2 separate regions of the Homo sapiens genome follow, and region 2 is linked to region 1. Evidence: chromatin loops called from intact Hi-C (ENCODE). Cell type or tissue: Caco-2. All regions are shown on one strand. Links, peaks and the distances in the headings refer to the core of each region. The heading gives the core; the rest is flanking DNA.

The links. Peaks named below come from ENCODE experiments on the same cell type or tissue, not always from the same donor. Only the 100,000 strongest peaks of a DNase experiment are listed, where the experiment ranks them.
Region 2: it touches region 1 in a loop (14-fold over the local background); 3 of 110 quality-filtered maps call a loop at or near these places.

Annotation. Positions count from the first base shown.
Region 1 is chr10:37,255,850-37,268,715 of GRCh38, reverse strand. It overlaps a transcript of ANKRD30A not described here and the pseudogene ATP8A2P1. Among named protein-coding and RNA genes, the nearest start is that of LINC00993, 47 kb to the left of the region's middle. In Caco-2, for the core only: CTCF peaks have their summits at 4,982 and 5,202; no DNase peak of the experiment used is centred there.
Region 2 is chr10:37,139,496-37,152,361 of GRCh38, reverse strand. ANKRD30A (ankyrin repeat domain 30A) reads right to left here. Exons shown (of 36, transcript NM_052997.3): 7 at 10,072-10,644; 8 at 7,306-7,367; 9 at 4,905-4,992; 10 at 2,683-2,711; 11 at 2,513-2,585; 12 at 241-302. Among named protein-coding and RNA genes, the nearest start is that of ANKRD30A, 20 kb to the right of the region's middle. In Caco-2, for the core only: a CTCF peak has its summit at 5,891; a DNase peak (open chromatin) is centred at 5,781.

The DNA of each region.
Region 1 (12,866 bases), core at 1,536-9,535:
AATCACAGCAATATTTCTATTCATGAAGGTTTAAAAATAATTCATCACTCCAGGAAAAAGAAGAGCATGCATGTTTTAGATTTTCCACAGGTTGTTACATATTTTCCAGAATCCTATCAGGTAATTAGGGTGAGTGGTATTATTCTGACTTTGCTGATTAGGCGATTAATGCAGGTAAAGGGATTTGCCAAATGTTATATAACTGCCTGGGGCATAAACCCTGCCAGGTCTCCTGACTTTTGTACAGAGGTCAAGTAATATGGCATTCCCTCTACCACTACTAAAGTCAAAAGCATTGGGAAAAGCATGCAGAAAATATAAACACATTTCCTAATCTAATTTTGGATCACGATTTCCTCATCTCTCCAATTCTCTATCAGTAGGCAACTTTGGGGGAGGCAGCGAACTAAAAAGAACTTAGTTATATTCTACTTTTAAGTATTTGCCTTGGGGACCCATTATGGGGAAACTTAAATCTCACAGATATGTTACTGGGGGAAAAAACACTTTCTGTAATCCCCTACAGAAAAAACATTATCACATATTTTCCATAGCTGAGGGTTTGGCTGGCATTAACCATGATAGATACAATCTGAGTTTTTAACTTACTATAGATCTAAGCTTGAGAAGAGACAAATGGAAAAACAGGTCTCCTTTTAAGATCCCACAAATGTGGCATATTTTCAAGAGAGGAAGGACGCAGGTGGCTTCTTTGATTTCAGAAACTTCAACTGGAACTTCCTAATGTGTTGGCTGGTTGGGTTTCACATACCATATCATGAGATTCTTTACAGAAGATAAAGACTCTTTGATAGTGAAGAAGAATTCTAATTCTACTGTAGAATTATTACCATCAAGAGAAAACCTGCATTCTCCCCCACGAGAAAAACTCCAAATATCATGGACAAAACAAAGAATTCTCTAATCAAATTAGTAAAAGAAACCCCCAGCAGAAACAGTGCATCTTTTTGAAAGTTAAAGATGTTATGGGTCAGGCACAGTGGCTCACGCCTGTAATCCCAGCACTTTGGGAGGCTGAGGTGGGTGGATCTCTTGAGGACAGGAGTTCAAGAACAGCCTGGCCAACATGGTGAAACCCTGTCTCTACTAAAAATACAAAAAGTTGCTGGGTATGGTGGCGGGCACCTTTAATCCCAGCTACACAGGAGGCTGAGGCAGGAGAATCACTTGAACCGGGGAGGCGGAGGTTACAGTGAGCTGAGATTGCATCATTGCACTCCAGTCTGGGCAAAAAAAATGAAACTCTATCTCAAAAAAATAAAGTTATGAATAGAGAAAATGTTTTGTGTGTCCAATCTCTCTGGCTTCTGGGTGGAAAATGCCATTTGCTATTACACAGTAGTTTAATAGAAGAGCATCAAATAACCATGTTTATTTGCCAAAAACCTACTGTTTAGTGAACTACAAAAAATGGTTTATAAAATCACTAGAAGCTGGCCAGGTGTGGTAGCACATGCATGTAATCCCAACACTTTGGGAGGCCGAGGTTGGTGGATCACCTGACGTCAGGAGTTTGAGATCAACCTAACATAGTGAAACTCCATCTCTATTAAATATAAAAAATTACCCGAGTGTGGTGGTGCATGCCTATACTCCCAGCAACTTGGGAGGCTGAGGCAGGAGAATCATTTGAACCTGGGAGGCAGAGGTTGCAGTGAGCCGAGATTGCGCCATTGCACTCCAGCCTGGGCAACAAGAGCAAAACTCATTCTCAAGAAAAAAAAAGAAAAATTATCAGAAGCATTATTCAAATAGTAATTTTAAAAGCATGGTGGCTCACACCTGAAATCCCAGCACTTTGGGAGGCTGAGGCCGGTGGATCACCTGAGGTCAGGAATTTGACACCAGCCTAGCCAACACGGTGAAACACCGTCTCTGCTAAAAATACCAAATTAGCCAGGTGTGGTGGTACACACCTGTAATCCCAGCTACTCCAGAAGCTGAGGCAGGAGAATCGCTTAGAACCTAGAAGGTGGAGGTTTCAGTGAGCCGAGATCTTGCCACTGCACTCTAGCCTGGGCAACAGAGGAAGACTGTGTCTAAAAAAAAAAAAAAAAAAAAAAAAAAAATCTTTTCGATAGCAGAGTTGTGCAGCGGAAGCGTGCCGGGCCTATAAAAAGCAGTTTTTTCCTAGAATACCCTTCACTTCTGAGCATTCACCAACCTAGGAACCTAGACAAATGGGCTTAGTTTGCCAGTCACAAACCAAGTGACCCATCCTGTCAGCTGTCATTGTCCTCTAATTTAGAAAATTGTCTCTGGCAATCAGCTGTGGCCCTGTTTATTGTCCAGTACCAAAAAACTCCCCAAATAAAATATTTATCATAGCAGATCAACTCTGAACCAGAAGGAAGAGGGCACAAAACAGATATCGTAAGCCCCAATACCTTACCAAAAGATTGTTGTCTTGTAGCTGACACTTTGTTTTGTGGGGCTCAATCATGCTGCTTTAAAATAGAATTGCTTTCTTTAAACACACAAAGTTTCTTTGTTGGAAATGCTCATTTTGCTACACAACAATATTCTGGGTTTATTGAATCCCCTCTAATTTCCTCTATTGTCTGAATTTGGAAAAGAACTGAAAAGCACATTAGACATTTGTCCTCTTTTCTTACAAAAAGCAAAAATGCATTAGAGGGCAAGCACGCCCGCTCCTGCAGGACAGGTCCATCCCACTCAGCATCCTCAGTGGGGGTCCTCTGCACCTTGGGATATTAGCCAATTGAGCCACCAGGTCAAAAGACAAGCAACACTACTCAGGGCTACCTCACAAGAAACAGCTGCTGGACACAGTCTAGACTTGGGTTAACCCAGGGGGGTTTGTTTACTTCCGCAGAGTAAGTGAGGCAGAGATAGCAGACAGCTGTGCCATGCCCAGACCTGCCCCTAAAATATGTATTCCTGGGTGGGAAACACCAATTAAAGTCTGACCCACAGTTCTTCCCTTTCCACCTGGGTTCTGTGCCCCAGCATGAACATCCTCCTTTAAACGTCGGTGGAAACACCAGTGCAAACATCAATCTACTCAGTGCACACCCCTTGCAAACAACTGTCCCTTGGGCCTAAGGTTGTGCAAACTGGCCTTGATCTGGAAGGAGGCCCAGGCAGGCCTGGGCAGTGGGCATTTGGCTGTTTGAGAAAGAGGCTTGGGTTCCTGGGAGCCCAGAGAACAGATTAGAAGTGGGAAGACTGGCTGTGTGCATCACAGCTTTTCACTCTGTGCAGAGAAATACACCCAGAGAAGAAGAGCCAGTGCAGAGGTCCCTAAATACAGGGCCCAGCAGCCTGTTTTTGGGGTCTAAGGACAGGAATGCTGCGGGCAACCCCAGGGTGGGGTCTCTGGGATGAACCTGGAGACCTGAGCTTGCACAGCTTCCTTGGTAAATTGAGGAGGCATGGACCACAAGATTGCCAAGCTCCTTTCTATCCAAACTTGATATTGTTAGATTCCATGATCCAGTTCATCACGGTTGATGGCTGAATCTCATGCACTAGAAAAAGGTAATATAAAAGAAAAAAATAAAAAGATATTCAAGTGAGTATAAAGACCTTTAATCTCAGTCTTTCTAGTTCAAAGAGACGGAACAATGAGAGATGCTGGTTCATAGAGCTGTTAGATTTAACTTCCACAGATGACTCAGCAGAGGATAACTACTAATCAGAGTACAACATCAAAACTGTAACCAGTATAATCACTGGATTATGAGCAACTCAAAATAGCTCCAGTTTCCAAAGGGCCATAAACTGCACATATCAGTACTATGTGCAATTAACACATAATTTATTATGAAAATGTGGACATGCCAGGTAAGTAAGGGGATTTAGGTTGACTTTTTATAATACTTTAAATTTGAAATGCCATTTCTGTGGATTGGATGACATCTTCCAGGTGCTTTAATTTGGTTTACCTCCTGATAGATCCTGACAGAAAGAGGTAGCACCAGCGTCTATCAAACCTCAATACAGTTGTAAAACACAGAGAGCCTGCTTGCCTACACATGGAGAAACATTGTTATCACAAGACACAGAAGGCAAACTTCCAATCTGGCATACTTACCTGTCCTCTCATATTTGGGGCAATGAGAATGGTGGACCAGATGGCTGAGTAGATGCCAAAGAACACCAGACTGGTCAGCATGCTTCCCCAGACAGCCAGATGACTGAACTGCAGAGGAAAACAGTCACTCAGACAGGGCTTCTTGGCTGGCATGGCAGATTCACCCGAACTCCACCCACTACAGAATCCCTGCATCCTAGCTACCTCTTCTTATGGAAAGATTCTCATGGCTCATAGCTTACTGGGGAGGTCAATCTTCCTAATTTCCTTGTCTCAGAATTTTTAACAATGACTTCAAGTAATGAGTGTCCCCAAAGTACTCTGAAGATGAACACACTTTTGCTGTCATGGCTGGCCTTTCTCTAAGATTTATCCCATAGTGACAGCAGGCCCCTCTCAGTTCATGGCAAGGGTTTGCTCCAACCTAAGGCTGTATACAACAAGGATTCATTAATCTGGTGAGAGAGTGGCTGAATGGACAAAATCAATAATATGTTTTTATTGATCATTTTGGGACTTCAATTGTTCTGTTCAATTTGCAAAAACTGTTTTTAAAAAAAATCTGAAATGGATATTGCCTCTTAACAATGTTTCTTTAAGCATCTACTGAGTTGTTCATTTTTCCTCCTTTGTCCTCTTAATATGATGATCCTTGACTTCTTTCTTTCTTCCACAACTCACAATCTAATCCATATGCAAGTTCTGTTAGCTTTTAAAAAGATAAAATAAATCCAGGCTCTGACCACTTCTCACTGCCTCCTCCTCTAACATCCCAGGCTAATTAAGACATCATCACATTTAACCTGGATTAATTGCCACTGTCTCTTAGGGCAGTGGGCCCCAACCCACGACACAGGCCATGGACTGGTACCAGACCATGGCCTGTTAGGAACCAGGCTGCACAGCAGGAGGTGCGCAACAGGTGAGCAAGCAAAGCTACCTCTGTATTTACAGCCATTCCCTATCACTGGCATTCCCACCTGAAGCTCTGCCTCCTGTCAGATCAGCAGTGGCATTAGATTCTCATAGGAGCACGAACCCTATTGAGAACTGCGCATGCGAAGGACCTAGGTTGCGTGTTCCTTCTGAAAATTTAATGCCTGATGATCTCTCACTGTCTCCCATCACCCCTAGATGGGGCTATCTAGTTGCAGGAAAACAAGCTCAGGACTCCCACTGATTCTGTATTATGGTGAGTTGTATAATTATTTTCTTATACATTACAATGTAATATATAAGAGAAATAAAGTGCATAATAAACGTAATGTTCTTGAATCATCCTGAAACCAGCTCCTAGGAGACTCATGGAAGTCCCCTTGTCCATAGAATAACTGTCTTCCATGAAACCAGTCTCTGGTGCCAAAAAAGTTGGGGACTGCTATCTTAGGAGATTACCTATTCCACATTGACTTACCACCTCATACTCATTTTTTTTTTTTTTTAGCAGAGCATTTAAATATCAGGCAGGTCATGACACTTCATGAGAAACAAACATAAAGATTTAGATATAATCTTTAAATGCTGAAAATAACGAAAATGTCTAAAATAAGAGACTGCTGAAATAAATGATGGAACATCTATAAAACTTAATCTTTAATCATAAACAATAATTTTGTTGAATTAGATTTTAAGGCATAGAAATTGTGTCTAATTTTTTTTAATAACAAAGCCTTGTGTTCTGCATCATCTTATTTAAAAATACACACACACACAGACATAGAACAATGTCTGGAAGGATCCCCAGCAAAGCATTAGTAGTGGCTGTCTCTTGATGATAAAATTATGGAAATTAAATTTTTTTAGTCTTTATTTTCTATATATTTGTGTATGTATATGCTTTTTGTTTTTACAATGAGGCTTTACATTTGAAATGAGATGACTGTTGTTAGCTTAGAGGTGTATTAGGTGCCAAGCAAATAAATCACCAAGAGAATTTGGATTGCAAATTTGCTCCAATAAAGATCAATCCACAATTTTTACATAACAAATTTGAAATAAGATAGCCAGATGTTGTTTATTGTTTCCCCTAGGCTTAGAAATAAATCATAGCATGAAAATGTCTATACTGAATAGAGAAACAATTCTAGACAAAACTTACTTTAGTCCAAGCTGCAGTCTCAAAACCAGCTTTCTGACAATCAGTAACAAGAACATACTGTGGAAAGACAGAAGAGTTTGAAAAAACATTATTCTGAGTGAGTTATTTTCACTTTCCATGAGAAATCCCATGTCTCCACTCCAGATCTGCTTTCTCCAAGGCAGCTCAAGTTTGAAAATACAGCCATCTCAGCAGCTAACTCTCTAGGGGTTGTTTTTAGGGAACATACAGGCAGATTCACTTCCAGAAGAGCTCTCAATCTAGTGATGGACCTTCTCATAAATAGTAGAGAAAGACTTTCTGTTAGCTTGGATGATTTGGGAGACACCATCTTTCTGAGTGTTGTTCTCCTTTGCAGGTAGATGTGAAATGGTCATTTGAAGAATGGGGAAATCTGCTAATCACCTGTCAAGAAACTCTGACTTTGTATAACCTTCAAAAACAATAATGTAAGCACTTCATAACCATTCAGGCCTTTAAAGGATCTATCAAATACATTTTGAAGATTTAAAATAAGGAATGATAACAAGGAAGGTCTTATATAAAGGGTTTAGAGAAGTACAAGCCACACATGAGCTGCTTAAGAATGACTCAGTAAACAGAGATAAACTTACCGTGTAAACAATATTTTCAACAAATCAACAGGCAGTGGCATGACCACTGGTCAACACAGTATCTGAAAAAGAAAGAGGCTACTGCTAACTTCCTAGATCCTGAGCATGGCCACATATTTTATTCAAAATATTAAACACAGAACTTTAGAAACATCTGTAAACTCACAGGGGCATTTCAAAATCCCATTCTCGTGATTCTAATGCCTAATTTTGTTTCTAGGGCTAAAGTTTTGCATCTTATAGTCTGTCTAAATGAAGCAAACAAAGTCAAGCTTTCAACAAACCAAACAACCAAACACTTGATCTGCATTGGAATTTACATTTTTATGAAGATTAAAATTTCTATTTATCCAGTTTTTTGATAAGGAATAAGAAATTATTAACCTATTTTTATAAAATGCCAACATTGAACCTTTTTTCAAGTGTTCATTTATGATTCATCTTTAATTCTTTGCTAAATTTGGATTACAGATCAATAAAAAGATAACTATATGAATATAAAATCAATTTATAATGGCTGAGTTCTGAAATAATTTGGGGGGATATTTACTACTCATGTTCTTATTTGCAACTATGTGAGTTTCTGGAATCTATCAGTTGGAGGAATGCAAGCAATCCAATGACAGATGTTTAGAAAATACAGGAAGGATTTCAAAGCTTCAGTTTTCCTGTCTTGTCTTGTTTTTTCAAGGATGTCTATAACAATGTATATGACAACCACTAAGGCACAACTCTGGGAGAGTCATCTAATCATGTCAACTAAACCTGCACGGAGAAGCCTGATTTTTATCCTGAGGGGTCAGAGCCTATTTTTAAGATAAGCCTCAGTATCTTTGTATGACAGAGCCAACCACCTTTTATTCTTTTATATTTTTTTCAACTTTTATTTTACATTTGGGGGTAAAGTGCAAGTTTGTTAAAAAGATATTGTGGAATGTTAAGGCTGGAGTACAAACAAATCCATCATCCAGGTAGTGAGCATAGCACACAATTGGTAGTTTTTCAACCCTTTTTTCTCTCCCTCCCTTCTCATGTTCCCCAGTGTCTATTGTTCCCATCTATATGTACATGCATACTCAATGTTTAGTTCCCACTTATAAGTGAGAACATGTGGTATTTAGTTTTATTCTTTTTTATACTCAGTCCAGATTTGTGGCTCACAGGCTGGGTAGATAAAGACTTTTGTGTCCAAATTTCCAACCAGTAGCTGCTATACACACATATCTGGGCCTGCCGATTTTCCCATTTGCTTGTTGAAGAATCGACTTTTATGAAAGAATCAAGATCTGTTTATTTTCCTAAAACAACAGTAATGACGGAATCATAAGTAGAAGTGGGTAACCATGGGTCCCTGAATCCAGCTTCTAGGCACACACTTTCTCCTGTTTCTCCACAGTTAAGTTTGTGGATAAGGGAAGATTAATCATAAAAGCAATATTATAGGCTGCCCTAAACAGAGGGCCTGCTGCTGGGTAAGGTAAGAGTTACACTAGGAGAACAGGAAGACATATGGCCACTGACTTAAAACGGAACAATCCTAAATCTTAGGGGAGAGGTGGAAAATAGAGCCTGGAGCTTAGGCAGGACTTTATTAAAAGGGAAGGAAGGGAGCAAGTTAAATAAGGAATGGACAGGCTAAACTAACCCCAAGAAGGCAGCAAATCACTGTATTAGCAAATAGCTATTCAAAATTGTAGGAGTTTACTTTTTAGTAACTGGCCTTAAGATTGGTTTTACTAACAAGCGCAACACTATTTTTTCTTTTTTAGTTTTCTCTCTCTTTTTTTTTTGTCCTTTTTATAATGGAAAATTTCAAACATACACAAAAGGAAAGAATAGTACAACCACCCCCCGGGTATCCATAACCTAACAATAACAATTGTTAAGCATTCGGCCACTCATGTTTCTTCAGCTCCCCCACCTCCTCCCTATCCTCCCAGGTTCCCACTGAATTATATATCATTTCATTCATAAATAATTCTGTATATTTAGTTACAGCTCAATGAATTTCCACAAAGTGAACATGCTCATGCAAACCACACCTGCACTGGGAAATAGAAATTACAAACACCCGGAGCCCCCTCTGCAATACTCTCTCAGTCCTTTCCTCACTCCTTCCCAAAAGAGTAGCTACTATCACCTATTGTGAACCTTGCATATATGGATTCATAGAACATGTGTATTTTTTGGTTTGGCTACATTTGTCTAACATTGTTGGTAAGATTTATCCATGTTGTTGCATATAGCCATAGTTTATTTATTTTCATTGCTCTATAGTATTTTATTGTAAGAATACACTACAATTTAGTCATCCATTCTACCATTGATGCACAACTGGGTTGCTTCCAGCTCTTGACTATGACAAATAATGCTGCTATGAACATTCTTTTGGTACACACTTGTGTGCATTTCTGTTGGGTATATAACAAGTATGAAATTGCTGGGTCTTAAAATATTTATATATTAACTTCATTAAATGCTGCCTAAGAATTTTTCAAGTGGTTGTGCTATTTTACCTTCACCAGTTCTAGTTGTTCCATATCCTTGCTGTCACTTGGCATTATCTGTATTTTTTATTTTGACCAGACTGGTCTGTGTGTCATAGTATCCCATTGTCATTTTAAGTTGCATGCCTTTGATGAAGACATTTTCTGATGCTTAATTGGCTCTTTGAATATATTCTGTAACTGATTTGTAGGAGTTTTTTATATATTCTGGATATAAGTTTTTTATTGAACATAAATATTGCAGATATCTTCTCCCACTTTAACTTCCCTTTTCTTTCTCTTAATCATGACTTTCTTAATACAAAGTTCTTAATTTTAATGTAGTCCAACTTAGCAGACTTTTTCTTTATAGTTAATGCTTATTTAGTCTTGCTCAAGAAATTTTTGTCAACTCCAGTGTCATAAAGATACTCTCTTATGTTATAGAAGCTTGTTTTTTTTTTTTTTTTTTTTTTTGAGATGGAGTCTCACTTTGTCACCCAGGCTAGGGTGCAGTAGCACAATCTCGGCTCACTGCAACCTCCTCATCCCGAGTTCAAGCAATTCTCCTGCCTCAGCCTCCCGAGTAGCTGGGACTACAGGTGTCCACCACCATGCCTGGCTAATTTTTTGTATTTTTAGTAGAGTAGGGGTTTCACCTTGTTAGCCAGGATGGTCTCAATCTCCTGACCTCATGATCCACCCACCTCGGCCTCCCAAAGTGCTGGGATTCCAGGCATGAGCCACCACTCATGGCCATTGTAGAAGCTTTTTTTTTTTTTTTTTAATTTTTAACCTTTCACATTTAGCTTTATAACCCACCTACGATTGACCTTTGTTTATGATGTAAGATAGGGGTCAAATTCTTTTATTCCCCCATAATGATATCCAAGTGATCTACTAACATTTATTGAAAAGATTATTGTTTCCTCACTACACTGCAGTTTCACCTTTGTCATAAATCAGGTGATGGTATAAATATGAGTTTGTTTCTGGTTTCTTTATTTGTATGTCCTTCTGCTAATACCATCTTATTGTAATTGTAATAAAGATTGAAACATCTGATGGTATACATTCTTGAGCTCTGTTCTTCTTCAGAACTTTCTTGGTTCTTCTTGGTCTTTTAAATTTTCAAATACATTTAAAATTAGCTTGTCAATTTTCAAATTACCTGACAGGATTTTGAGTAGGATTGCATTCAACCATAATTTAGTAAATAGAAATGACTTATTTACAATATAGAATCTTTCTGTTCATAAGCATTTTGTATCTTTTTAATGTACATGATACTTATATCCTTTTTTAAAATTTTACTTTAAGTTCTGGGATACATGTGCAGAATATGCAGGTTTGTTACCTAGGTATACATGTGCCATGATGATTTGCTGCACCTATCAACCTGTCATCTGGCTTTTAAGCCCCACATGCATTAGGTATTTGTCATAATCCTCTCCCTTCCCTTCCCCTCCAACCCCTGACAAGCCACAGAGTGTGATGTTTCCCTCCCTGTGTCCATGTGTTCTCATTGTTCAACTCCCATTTATGAGGGAGAACATGCAGTGTTTGGTTTTCTGTTCCTGTGTTAGTCCGCTGAGAATGATGGCTTCCAGTTTCATCCATGTCCCTGCAAAGGACATGAACTCATTCTTTTTTATGTCTGCATAGTATTCCATGGTGTACTCTAATTTGTATATGTACAAATTAGAACTCAGGATTAAGAAACTCACTCAAAACCACAAAATTACATGGAAATTGAACAAGCTGCTCCTGAATTACTACTGGGTAAATAATGAAATTAAGGCAGAAATAATGAAGTTTTTTGAAACCAATGAGAACAAAGAGACAATGTACCAGAATCTCTGGGACACGGCTAAAGCAATGTTAAGAGGGAAACTTACAGCACTCAATTCCCACAACAGAAAGCTGGAAAGATCTAAAATCGACCCCCTAACATCACAGTTAAAAGAACTAGAGAAGCAAGAGCAACCAAATTCAAAAGCTAGCAGAAGACAAGAAACAACAAAGAACAGAGTAGAACTGAAGGAGACAGAGACACAAAAAACCCTTCAAAAAATCAATGAATCCAGGAGCTGTTTTTTTTTTTGAAAAGATTAACAAAAGAGATGGACCACTAGCTAGACCAATAAAGAAGAAAAGAGAGAAGAATCAAATGGATGCAATAAAAAATGATAAAGGGGATACCATCACTGATCCCACAGAAATAAAAACTACCATCAGAGAATACTATAAATACCTCAATGCAAATAAACTAGAACATATAGAAGAAATGGATAAATTCCTGGACACATACACCCTCCCGCCATGAAACCAGGAAGAAGTTGAATCCCTGAATAGACCCATAACAAGTTCTGAAATAGAACCAGTATTTAATAGCCTACCAACCAAAAAAAAAGCCCAGGACCAGATGGATTCATAGCCGATCTCTACCAGAGGTATAAAGAGGAGCTGGTACCATTCCTTTTGAAACTATTCCAAACAAAAGAAAAGAAAGGACTCCTCCCCAACTCATTTTATGAGGCCAACATCATCCATACCAAAGCCTGCCAGAGACACAACAAAAAAAGAAAACTTCAGGCCAATATCCCTTATGAACATCGATGTGAAAACCCTCAATAAAAGACTGGCAAAATGAATCCAACAGCACATCCAAAAGCTTATCCACCATATGCAATACTTTTTTAAAAGGCATGCTTCAATAAAGAAACACTTCCATTTATTCAGGAGAATAATCTTTGAGTCTAACATAGATTAACACAGATTAGTCTATCTCTTTGAGTCTAACATAGATTATAGCCTTAAAATGAATAAGATTCTTCTTTTATGTACTCAATAAATGTTTACTTACAGTCTATTTTATGCTGGGTACTATTATGGGAACTGGAGAGAGAAGGTCTGTCTTTATAGAGCTTGCAGTATAGTGACAGAGATAGAACATGTATTCATAAACAGTTCCACACTAAAATGATGGGTGTAATAAGTGCTACGAAGAAATATATTAGCCAAGTGTGGTGGTGTTCACCTGTGGTCCCAGCCACTTGAGAGGCTGAGGCAGGAGGACTGCTTGAGCCCCAGAGTTTGAGGCTGCAGTGATCCATGATTGTGCCACTGCACTCCAGCCTTGGTGACAGAGTGAGACCTTGTCTAAATAAAAAAGCATAATAATACAAAGAAACATAAGGTAGGGTAATCACATTCAGGGAGACAGGGACTGCTACTTTAGATAGGGAGCTCTGGAACAATCTTTTTGAAGAGGTGACACTTGAGCAGGTCAGAATGGTATGATGGAATGAGTTAAGTGAATGTCTAGAGGGCAGAGAGAAGAGACACTGTGCAGAGTCTGAATACAGACAGCGCTTGATGAGCCCAAAGATCACCACAAAGACCAGTCACGCTGCAGGCACTGGGAGGAGGAAACGAGAATACACACAGTCCAAGGAGCAGATAAACACAGACCATAGTAAAGAGCTTGGATTTCTTTGTTAATTGTGATAGGTAACCACTGGAGGATTCAGAGCTGGGAATGAAATGGTATAAGATACATTCTTACAGGAATAGTCCAGCTTTTATGG
Region 2 (12,866 bases), core at 2,627-10,626, 120 kb after region 1:
CTTAGTTTTTACACTATACCACTTTGGCTTCTTAAATTAATCGTACAAATTCCCAGAATTTCACTATGAAGCAGTAATCTACTTAGCACATAGATTCTCCATTAAGCATATTCTGAAAAATATCAAAAATAATTTCGGGGTGACATATGAAGAGGCGAGAAAATAAAGCCTAAGCCTCTGCCTTTATGTTTTCATATCATGCAATACTAATATTAAAAAAAAATCAATAACACATAGTACCTCAGAATCCCAAGAATTTTCTTCATAGTCCTTTTGTTTGGATTCTGGTGGGAACATCGGATCTATAAAAGGTTAATCACAGAAACATTCATGACAACATTTCTCTACTATAAATTTTAAAAACATATACAAATCTACTTTCATTCACGAATCTGTGGTTTTTCCTCTGTGGCCCGTATATTCTTTTTGTCGATTACAATAACTACTTCTATAGTCATTCCATTAGAATTGAAATCTAAAAAGTCTGAAAATTAACATTATTTCATTACAATGCAGAAAAATAGAAATTTGATTAACTTGTATGGATTATTTCTTCATAAAGCAGTCATATCCTCTTCTCCTCTGAAACACAGTATGTCCTATATTTGCTGTTCATTCAGAAAACTTTAATTACCTATCATCTCTCTTTTCTTTGTAAATTTATATTTGGTAGTATTACTTAGTTTGATTGACTCAGCAATCTCTATTACACAGTTCTTCCACAAAGATGATTTATCAATGAATAAGATTTTTTAGGAGTATTAACTTTTTGATGTTAGTCAACTATATGTCCAATCCTTTTACATTTCAATATTCTATGACAGTGTATTGGGTGTGTTTTGGGTGTGTATATGTTTTAGGAAGATAAGCTTAAAAACTTTTATTGAATATAAATTAACAACTGCTTCAATTACAATGACATACTTCTTCCCTAATGCAACAATATCTTCAGAGTCAGTTTGTGACACCTTGGAGAAACATCAGAAATGTATAGGAAAATATAATTGCCTTAAGTAATCTAACGTTCCCACATGTTATAGGATAAAATCAAGGCCCACTCAAGACTTGACGAGTTCTCAGGAACATGAGACAGAAAATGAATTTATACCAAAAATAATGTCCAGTTTTCTTTATCAGTACAAAGTACAAATTACAACTATTTGAATCAGGTTGAGGAAAAAAAGCAAACATGCACAACTAAAACTTAAAAGACCGTTTCATCACTATGCATACGTTTCTCATTTGACATCCATCAACTGTATACCTGGTTTTCAAAAGTAAGTTTAACTTCTGATCTTAGCATCCCTAATGTTCACATTTCATGCAGAGGGTACAAGAAACTCAAATCACACTTTGGTAAGTCACCATGTTCACTCATTTTTAGAAGCGTACCCTGGATCGTTTCAGAGATCTAACGTGTTGCCACACCATAGCTCTAAGAAGCTGTGGGGCACAGTTCAAATTCTTAGTGGAGTGTATGATTGCACAAGGAAATACTTTAAATATTTTACTTTTAGTTTCTAATACCTAAAAAATCAGCAGATAACACTAACTTTTGAAAGAGTCTGAAATCTGAATGTTTTCATTTTTATTTATTACTTATCAGCATAAAAATTGTGCAATTAACTATGGTACTGTCATACAATGGAATTTTATAAACAACCTAATATTAAAAAACACAGTTAATTGTGTCCTTTATGGATGTCACTAAAAATTATGATGCTGATCAAAAAAGAATGTTTCTGAACATTACACCGTACAACCATGTATGCATTAGAAGTTGAAAAAAATTGTACATATTAAATATGACCACGCACACATGTTGTAAAATGTTTAAACATGCATAAGAATAGTTTTAAAAAGTAGGTTAGTGTAAAAAGACTCTAAACCCAAATGCTTCAGAATTACAGTTTTAGGAAAAAGTGTGCTTATCAAATATTCACAAAGAAATGACTAATTACTTTCCTCATCTTTACAAGGTAAAGGTACCAAACACATAAACAGACACACACAGGAACACACGCAGACACACACACACACAAACACACAGAGTTCACTAATCCGAGTTACTGATTTTCTTAGGATTCCCAAAGTGACAACACTGGAAACAAGGTAATTAATATTAAAACACAAGTGTTATATCAGTAAAAGACGTGATCCCCGAAGTAAACAGTGGAATTTGAATCAAGCTTCGAAGAACTAAAAGAAGTTAAGAGTTTCAAAATTCACCTACTTGAATCTTTAAGAATTACAGAAGTTCAAAATAGTAAACATTACAGTTTCGGGATACAAAAGTAGAAACATCTGAGATTAAGGCTACATTTTTAAAAAATATATTAAAAATTACTGTTCTTGTAATATCAGGTTTTCAAACATCAATACCAGTATTGGCATTATCTAGATCAAATGTTTTCATCAAAGTTGAAAAAAATAAAGCATTGGGGATAGAAAGACCATCAAAATGTCCAATATTGAAATATTCGTCTTTGCATAGTTAAATTGAAAAATTTACCTGCTCTCAATGTTTGTTCATTCTTCAATTCAAAGGCTTTATTTGGAACAGAGTTTTGCATTTCAATGGCAGGCTAAATGGGGTTGGAAGCAAAATGATTAATAAAGAATGTATACTTCACAAATACATAATTAATAAGTCATTCAAAATGAAATAATAAAACTAAATACCTTGAAGGCAGATGGCTTCTTAGGAGGCTCTAAAAAGCAAAAGAGATTTATCATCAATCATAAGTAAGTATGACAATGCCAACCAAATGAATGCAGTCATAGTATGTAACTGATTCCTCTTGGTCGACTTTGAGAACGAATACTTTAGATTTGGAAAGTTTTCTTTTGGTTTGTTTAGGACACACACACGACAGGAATACACTGAAGAAAATATAAATATAGGTTTCATAGATCGTGCAGTTAAGACTTCAAAGCGAGATTGTGTTTCACGTGTAAAAAGGGTTGATATGAGAAAATAAATGTCAAAGCTGAACATGGAATGCTACACCACGTACTTAATGAAACATATTAGAATCATTTATGTTATTCTATTCATCATGTTCTTTAATATGGCCTATCTTTGGAAAAGTACATAGTTATGATGAGAGTTCAGCTGAATGTAGAATTGACATCTCATCAGTGAAGTGTTATGAATTGATCAGCTTGGATATATACTTAGTTCATAATACTAAATATAAATATTCATTGTTTTCCATAACCATATGGTGTAATAATATGCCTACATTTCTGTATCCTCCAGTTTATACATCTGAATGCTTCTTGATCCACTCATGCAAGATGATGTATAAAACTCATCATGGAAATAATCTATAATAAGCTTTCAATATTGACATATGTATATAAAAATTAATTGCAATAGATGTATTAAACATAAATAACTTTTTATATTATAAAGTCACCACAATATTTATTTTAAAAAGCAATCTTATTATTCAAGTATAAATTCAGTATTTTTTTAGCTCCTACAATTCATCTGATTTGGCGTATCATTAGTCTATAATAAATTTTTGTGGAATGACAATTTTACCAAAACAACTCACTTTCTTAAAATATAAAGCCAATGTTCTTAGTTTCAAATATATCTCACTTGAATAGCTAACATCAACCAAATATATATTTGTCATGCCTGATTGTAACATAGAAACCTAATGAGTCACTTTGGTTTCTCCAATTCTAGTAAGACTCCTGCTTCTGGTAGTCTCTGGAGTGTCCATAATTTACTTTCTGGAGTGCAAATAATCTAAACACATCTGAAGCGAGTTCACTGAACTGTCCTTCTCAGAGTCTCCAAAATTACCTACCTACCTTCTCTCTTGTTTGTCCCGTTACCTGCCTAGAATGCCTCTGCTAAAAAAATTTTTAAAAAAATTTAAAAAAACTCTAACTTCCTAGAACTGATTTTTTCCATCCAACACTGTTTCAAATTTATTTTTCCATCACTTCCTTTCTCCTTGTTTAGTGACAGTAACTTAAATTTATAATTTGTTTCTTTATCTTTTTATTCTTCTTCTCTGGCTAAAAGCATACTCAGAAATAAAAGGAATATAATGCTTTCTCTTGACCCTGTTTTGTCTTATCCTTTTATCCAATTGCTCTTCTTCCACATTTTTCCCATGAATGGCCTCTCCTCTTGCTACTCAGAATGAGCTCCAAGTACCACTGGTATCAGCATCGCCTGAGAACTTATTAAAATTTAGAAACTCAATTATGCTGAATGATACTGTGTATTAACAAGGTATTCAGCTGATTTTCTAATGTTTCATAAGTATTTGTCTATACTGAGTGTATATGATAAATTTTATAGATGCACACCTATGCATTTTTGTTAATACTCACCTATTGCAAATAAAACACAATTCTGCATGCTCAGATAATTCCATTCCTAATGCCTTCCCAGTAGTGAGAAAGACAGGAAAAGTGAGAAAACTTTAGCTATAATTTTCGGACAAGTTTTGGTACTGGAAGATCATTTTATATTCTTGCCATCTTTCTAAGCATGGTCTATCTTTTCTAAAAAATATTTTATTTTGCCACCTCCATTATATAAACCTGCTTCTTGTTCCTTCATGAACTCCCTGTACTCTCTCTGCCTTCTTTAGTCTTCATTCCCTTTTTACTCCTTTTCCCTTACTTGTTTCCTGACTTTCGTCATGTCCTAGAGTATCTTGGATTCAAACAAATAATTCGGTTGTTTTTTTTGCACTCTCTACATATTCCTGTTGCCAACACCTGAAAAGATACATAACTTATCATTTTACTCCTCTCTTTTCGATGTTATGTATTTAGTGGGTAATTTTATTTGGCTATTAGAGTATATCAGTCATCATGCATTTAGACAAACATATGGTTAAAAGACTTTTCAAATAAAAAATCGTTCTTACCTTCTACTTCTCTATTTATCTCCATTACTTTTTGATATATAGACTCAGGTATACACACTTGAATCTTTGCAGAACTCTCAAAGAGACTCTGTTAAAAGTAGTATCAATAGATAATTTCAGTTTTAAAATCATAAGCATGAAAATTCCTAATTAAAATATTTTTTAAACTCAATTTCTGACTTCAAAGGCAATTTGATTTGAGGATAGGCACATATTGAAAATCATGACATTTTGATAGAAACCCTCACACATGCTATCTATATCAAAACTTATCTGTTATCTTCATGCAGCTATTGACTCGGTTACTGAGCATGAAAAATAAATAACATTGACAAAAATTTTCACTCATCTGCATATTTCAAAAAGTAGCTCACTTAAAAATATCTTACTTTATCTTCCTCACCAAAAATCAAGAAGGCACATCAAACAAGTACAATACACTTGCTACCTGCCATAACACATGTTGGGGTTCAATCAGACTGGTGGAAAAAATATTAGAGGTAGTTATATAAATAGACACAAATCTTCTTGGAAGGCCGAGAAGTTTGCATAACTTTGGTAATAGATATGGTTGAAGGCAACCTGATCTTTACCTTTAGTTAAACAAATTAAAGTAGTCATAAAGGAAGGCAGAGTAGCTTACCTAGCTAGCTTGTTTACTCATATAATCTTAAGACTCACCTTTGATGTACCACAGGTGCTTAAGTGCTTTTTACTCAGGACTACCCCAGGAAGTCCACAATGTCAATTACCCTCTAAGGGTATTGACTCAAGCTTTTGTTAATTAATCATACTGAATAAATGCGAGTCTGACTAGCTGATCAGGGCCATAGTCACAACTGTTTACAGAACTCAACAGGGAGTCTGTAAGCCACTCAGACGCCCTCAGCTGGACTGGCAGAGAAGAATATCTGTGTGTCAATGTACTTTATTCATCTGTCCCCGGGTCAGGGGTCTGCAAGGGACAGACTCCCTGCAGCTGGTGCCCCCTCCAGAGGAGCGCTGCCGCAAATACATACTGCATTAAACACTGAAATTATTCATGATAATAGAATTATTTAGTGTTAAAAATGATGCATGGCATGAAAAGAATGTTAAGAATAAGTCATATAAAGTGCACTCAGAACATTGTAGAAGCTGCTTTATTTAGGTAAATGGGCTTAAAATAATCAACATGTTTTTGATAAAATATCTGCTGATGGAAAAAGTACTTGAATAAAATGAAAAAGTAGTAAGGAAAACTTATATTTATGTTATGTTTAAATGAAAGCAATCAAGTATTAGAAAGTCTTTTTTTGTCTATGGACAAATTAGATAAAGTCTGCTTGTCTGTTGTCATCTCATTTCTGTTACCACTGTGCAGCAGGGGCTTGGATCTAAGAGGTCAGGCACTTCCTGTGTCTTTCCACAGTTGTGACCTTGGACTATATCACTATTATTTGATACTTATGTTGCTATAAGCATGGCTACCACAAACGGACTCAAAGAGTTCTATCTGTAAAAATAATTTCTACTTTTTAAAATACTACTCAACCAAATTGTTGTTATTATAGTCCCACTGGTTTCCTATTCTTTATGCATGTTTGTCTCCTGAAATGTTCCTTCAGATCTATACTGGACAATACAGATACGTCAATAATTTCCAATCCAAGCATTATCTTTTATGTTTCAAGTTGTACAAAACTGCAGCTTAAACTGTTTTTCTATGAATCCAATTAAAATTTTTGTACGTCTAGATATACCACTGAGTCATATAATTGCCCAAAGATGAACTCGGAGTAATTCTTTAGCTTTTGATCAAATTTCACCTCAGAACTCATGTGAATTACTGGTGAATTCTAAGCCTTATTTTTTACACTGTACTACACAAGTGTCTGAAACTAATTCTGAAAATTAGCAGAATTTCACTACCAAGCAGTAATCTACTCAGCACACATTTTTTTTTAAGTATTTCTTTTTTTGGAGACAGAGTCTCACTCTGTCACCCAGACTGGAGTGCAATGGCCCGATCTGAGTGCAATGGCACGATCTCAGCTCACTGCAACCTCCACCTCCCGGGTTCAAGTGATTCTCCTGCCTCAGCCTCCTCAGTAGCTGGGATTACAGGGGTATGCCACCACACCCAACTAATTTTGTATTTTTAGTACAGACAGGGTTTCACCATATTAGCCAGGCTGGTCTCAAACTCCTGAACTCAGGTGATCCTCCCACCTCGGGCCTTCCGAAGTGCTGGGATTACAGGCATGAGTCACCGTGCCCAGCCAAGTATGTTTTTAGAAATATCAGAATTTCTTCTGAGCATAGGCAGTGGTAAGAAAACCAAGTCAAAGCCTCTGACTTTATATTTTCACATCACTCAATATTAATATTTTTAGAGAATAACATCAATAATACACAATACCCGAGAATCACAAGAATATTCTTCATCTTCCTCTTGTTTGGATTCTGATGGGAACCTCTGATCTATAAAAAGTTAATCACAGATATATTCATGATAACATTTCTTATTATAAATTTTTAAAACATATACAAATCTATTTTCATTCATGAATCTGTGGACTTACTTCTATAGCCTGTATATTCTATTGGTAGATAACCACAACCACTTCTATAGTCAAATGGTTAGAGCTGCAATCTTAAAAATGTAAAAATTAATTTTATATTCATTAGAATGCAAAAAAATTAAAAATTTGATTAATTTGTATTAATTATTTCTTCACAAAAGAAGTCCTATCCTCTTCTCCCGTGAAGCATACTATGTCAGATATTTGCTGTTCACTCAGATAACTTTAATTACCTGTCAGCTCTCATTACTTTCTTTTATTTTTTAGTATTATGTAGTTTGATTGACTAATCTTTATTATATGGTTCTTCAAAAAAGATTATTTATCAATAAATAAGATGCTTCAAAATATTAACTTTTTGATATTAGCAAAATATATGTCCAACCCTTTTAAATTTCAATATGCCATGACAGTATATTTGGTGTGTATGTGTTTTAGATAAATAAGCTTAAAGAACTTGTATTGCATATAAATTAAAAACTGCTTTAATTACAATGAGATAGTCTTTCCTTAATGCAACAATACCTTCAGAATCAACTTGTGCCTCCTTGGAGAAACATTAAAAATTTATAGGAAAAACAATTGCCTTAAGTAACTAAATTTCCCACATTTCATAGAATTAAATCAAGGTCCATGCAAGGCCCAAGGAATACTGACAGCCATGAGACAGAAAACAAATATATAACAGAAATATTCTAAATTCTTCTGAAGTGAATTCACTCAAATTTCCTAGTTAGACACAGCCCCTTAACTGATGGCTTTCACAGGGACAAAGAAACCCTACCAATTACTACGGTTATTTTTAAGTTAAAAAAAATTCAGTAAAAGAAATCAAAATAAAATAACGGCAAAGAAAGACCTACGTATTTAAATGTGTAAATTGAGCTTCTGAACTTGACTCTTTTTACCCTGGATGGGTCAAACTTTCATAATAGATTGATACTAGGCCACAGATTGGTGACAAAAAAAAAAAAAAAAGACTATAGCATGAACTACTACAAAAGTTTCGTCTTTAAATCTTTTTATGTAATTACCCTCCATCTTTCTTCTATATGAAGGGCCAGCAAACTATAGGCCACAGGCCAAATTCAGCTTACCAAATGGCTTTTTATACAAAGTTTTATTGGAATACAATCTTGCCTGTTTGCTCACACATTATCTATGACTGCTTTCACCCTACAATGCAGAGTTCAATAGCTGTTATAGAGACCACATGGCCTAACATTTTTTTTTCTTTTTTTAGATGGAATGTTGCTCTGTCACACAGGCTAGAGTGTAGTGGTACGATCTCAGCTCACTGCAACCTCTGCCTCCTGGGTTCAAGTGATTCTCCTGCCTCAGCCTCCTAGGTAGCTGGGATTACAGGTGCATGCCGCCACACCTGGCTACTTTCTGTATTTTTAGTAAAGATGAGGTTTCACCATGTTGGCCAGACTGTTCTCGAACTCCTGACCTGGTGATCCGCATGCTTCAGCCTCCCAAAGTGCTGGGATTACAGGTGTGAGCCACCATGCCCAGCGGCCTAACATATTCCCTATCTGTCACTTTACAGGAAAAGTTTGCCAATCTCTGCCTTATACCATAACCAGTATGCCCTGATACTCAAATCTAATCTTGTGACTCCCCTGCTCAAAATTTTCCAATGAATCCCTGCAGAAAACATTGCTGGCTTCCTATGCATAAGCATTATTTTTTCTTTCTTGCTGCAGAAACACAAGTTTCTTTAGATATTCAGTATTCCATTACCCCAATCCCATCTCAAAAAGAGAAATCATTATTCTAAGCTAATCACAGTAATTACATTTGCTTTCCTAGTGACTGGTTTAGATATGGGCATGTGGTGTAATCCAGCCAATAAAATGTTACAGGAAGATTACTGCAAGCTTCCAAGTTTTCTCCCTATTTAAAAGAAACATGTGAACAAAAGCAGCCCTTCCAGCCTTTAAATATTGTCTTGAGAGAGCATGATTATTGGAGCTGTTGCTAACTAGCCAACCATAAGTGGGATCCTGGCTGGGCACAGTGGTTCACACCTGAATTCCCAGCACTTTTGGAGGCCAAGGCAGGCATATCATGAGGTCAGGAGTTTGAGTCTGGTCAATATAGTGAAACCCTATCTCTACTAAAAATACAAAAAATTATCCAGGTGTGGTGGTGGGCACGTGTAATCCTAGCTACTTGGGAGGCTAAGGCAGGATAATCACATGAACCTGGGAGGCGGAGGTTGTAGTCAGCCGAGATCACTCGTGCCATTGCACTCCAGCCCAGGGGACAGTTCGAGACTCTGTCTCACAAAAAAAAAAAAAAAAAAAAAAAAAAAAAAGTGTGATCCTATGATATCCCTGTACCACCAAACAACTTTGGTTCCTATGGTTTTAGCCATTGTTAGTTAGTTCATCTAGCATTTACGGCCAGAAGAATTGTGAGAATTTTTCCAGGACCTACAGAATAAGAGCTACTTATTCCTATACTATTAAAAAGTGTTGCCTAAGCTCGCCTTATTTAGATATTCAAGTCATTCCCAACTACTCCCATATCACACTTTTTTCACTAGGGAACCTGAAGTGCCAATAAACCTTACAAAGTTCGCTCTAGCATCTTACCATTGGCACTTGCTTTTGTAGATGATTCTTTTGTAGGACATGCAATCATCTTAGATCTTCCTTTTTCCAAAACTTTAGTTTTATTAGATGTTACTCTTGCCACGCATCCAGTCTTTACAGGTGTTTCTTTTTTCTCCCATGCGATCTTCCTAGGTCTTCCTTTTGCTGCCCACGTAAATTTCTCAGATGTTTCTTTTGCGGGACTCATAATTTCCCTAGGTGTGTCTTCTTTTTTCTCCCATGCGATCTTCCTAGGTCTTCCTTTTGCTGGCCACGTAAATTTCTCAGATGTTTCTTTTGCAGGACTCGTAATTTCCCTAGGTGTTTCTTCTGCTGACTGTTCGAACTTTCCAGATGTCGCTTTCTCCAAACATTGAATTTTGTCAGATGTTCCCTCCACCAAGGATGCAGCCTCATCAGGTGTTTTTTCCACCAAGCTTTCAGCCGTGTCAGGTGTTCTTTCCACCAAGGGTGCAGCCTCATCAGGTGTTTTTTCCACCAAGCTTTCAGCTGTGTCAGGTGTTCTTTCCGCCAAGGGTGCAGCCTCATCAGGTGTTCCTGCAGATGTTCCTTCTGCCAAACACACAATCTGGTTAAATTTTCCTTCTACTAAATATCATCCTCCTGACTCTTCACCTGGCAAACTTCTACTCATTCTGTATGCTTTCCTTAAATACTACCAAACTTTTCTTTTCTCTTTTTTTTTTTTTTTTTTTTTGAGACAGAGTCTCACTCAGTCACCCATGCTGGAGTGCAGTGGTGTGATCTCAGCTCAATGCAATTCAAGCAATTCTCCTACCTCAAGCGATTCTCCTACCTCAGTCTCCCAAGTAGCTGGGATTACAGACGTGGGCCATATCACCCAGCTAATTTTTCATATTTAGTAGAGACGGGTTTCACCATGTTAGTCAGGCTGGTCTCAAACTCCTGAGCTCAAGCAATACATCTGCCTTGGCCTCCCAGAGTGCTAGGACTACAGGAGTGAGCCACTGTGCCTGGACACTACCAAACTTTTTAAAGCTTTAATTCTTCACCTTGGATATAAAAGGTCTGACACATGCTGAATACAGTAACGACATGACATAATAAGTAATAATTATAAGCTTCCAAAGGGGTTCTGGCACAGAGTAAGCACTAAATAAAGTAACAAATAATAAAAAAAGACAATAATAACAAGAAAAATGCTTAATACCTTAATAAAGTAGTAAATAATATAAAATGACCAATTATATAATAACAAGGAAGATGCTTAGTACCTTAAAGATACCTAACAATTATTTGTTAAGTGGACAAGTGGATAAATGAATAAAAAAACATTTTTTACGAAATTCTGTTGGAAAAATGCAGAAATTCAATAAGGACAGCTCTACTGTTTTATGAGCACCTTAAAGACCCAAACTATATGTATTCTATCCTTGTCTCCTGCAACTTGCAAAACCTAACTTACAGAGGTCCTTTAATAAATATATAATAAAGATATGCCCATATAATTCATATTGTACAATGCATTATGTCACATTTAGGTATCATAGTAGCATTTTTGTTATTATGAAAAATTTTTCTAACTTCATTATAATTTGTTGAGCCTAGAGTTAAGCTATTTGAATATTTATAATGATAATATTTTGGCTATTAGAAACAGAGTATCTTGTTGTAACAAATTACTATTAACACCCTAATTATCCAGCAGATAGAACAACATATCTTGTTTTAATGAAGTAAATATATCTTATTTGGTTTCAACTTGGAGGAAATGAAGTTGATAATAGTGAGACCTTGTTGGTACAAGACTATGTAACATAACCTGCGCTTCTCAACAAATAATTGCTTTTCTGACTTCTGCATTCAGTAGGTATCTTTGGAAAATAATTTCCTATTGGTACTGAGGCACCCTGGCTAAGTTTTGTAATTCTTGTTGACATTTGTTTATGGCACCAGGAAAGCATTATTAAGTTTTCAAATTCTAAAGATAGTTACTTTTTTAGTGACACGAGTCACTATGTCACACAGTTGATGCTTGAATATGGGTTTTCACTGTAGGAGCCCACTAACAGACAGATTTTTCTTTTCCTTTGCCACTGCAAGATAGCAAGACAAATCTCTCCTCTGCTTCCTCCTTATCAGACTACTCAACATGAAGGCAATAAGAATTAAGATCTTTATGTATAATAATTCACTTCCACTCAAAAGTGAATATATTTTTCCTTCTTATAAAAGTTTCTTTCCTCCAGCTCACTTTATTGTAAGAATACACTATATAGTACATATAAAATAGAAACTATGAGTTAATTGACTGTTTGTGCTTTCAGGAAGGCTACAGGTCAACAGTGGACTACTAGTAAAGTTTTGGAGGAGTCAAAAGAAAGAGATTTTCATATGAAGCAGATTTTCAGCTGCATGGGGGATCAGCACCCTAACTCTCATATTGCTCAAGACTCAACTGTAATTAATTCTCATTTACTAAATGCAAACCATTTATTGTAAAAATTAAATAGAGACCAGAGGTTCAATATCAACCTGGGCAAAATAAGGAGACCATGTCTCTACAATCAATCAATCAATCAATCAATAAAACCATGTTTCTTCATAGGTTATTGTGGGAGTTCAGTCAGGCTGGTGAGAAACATTTTAATATGAAGTTATAGGACATAGACACAAATCTTCTTGGAAGGCCAGAGGGTTTTGTAAAAGTCTCAAGATATGGTTATGGCTGAAAGCAGCCTAATTCTTACCTTGCATAAATAGCTTAAAGTGGATACAAAGGAAGGTAGAGTAGTTTATCTAAATAGCTTGTT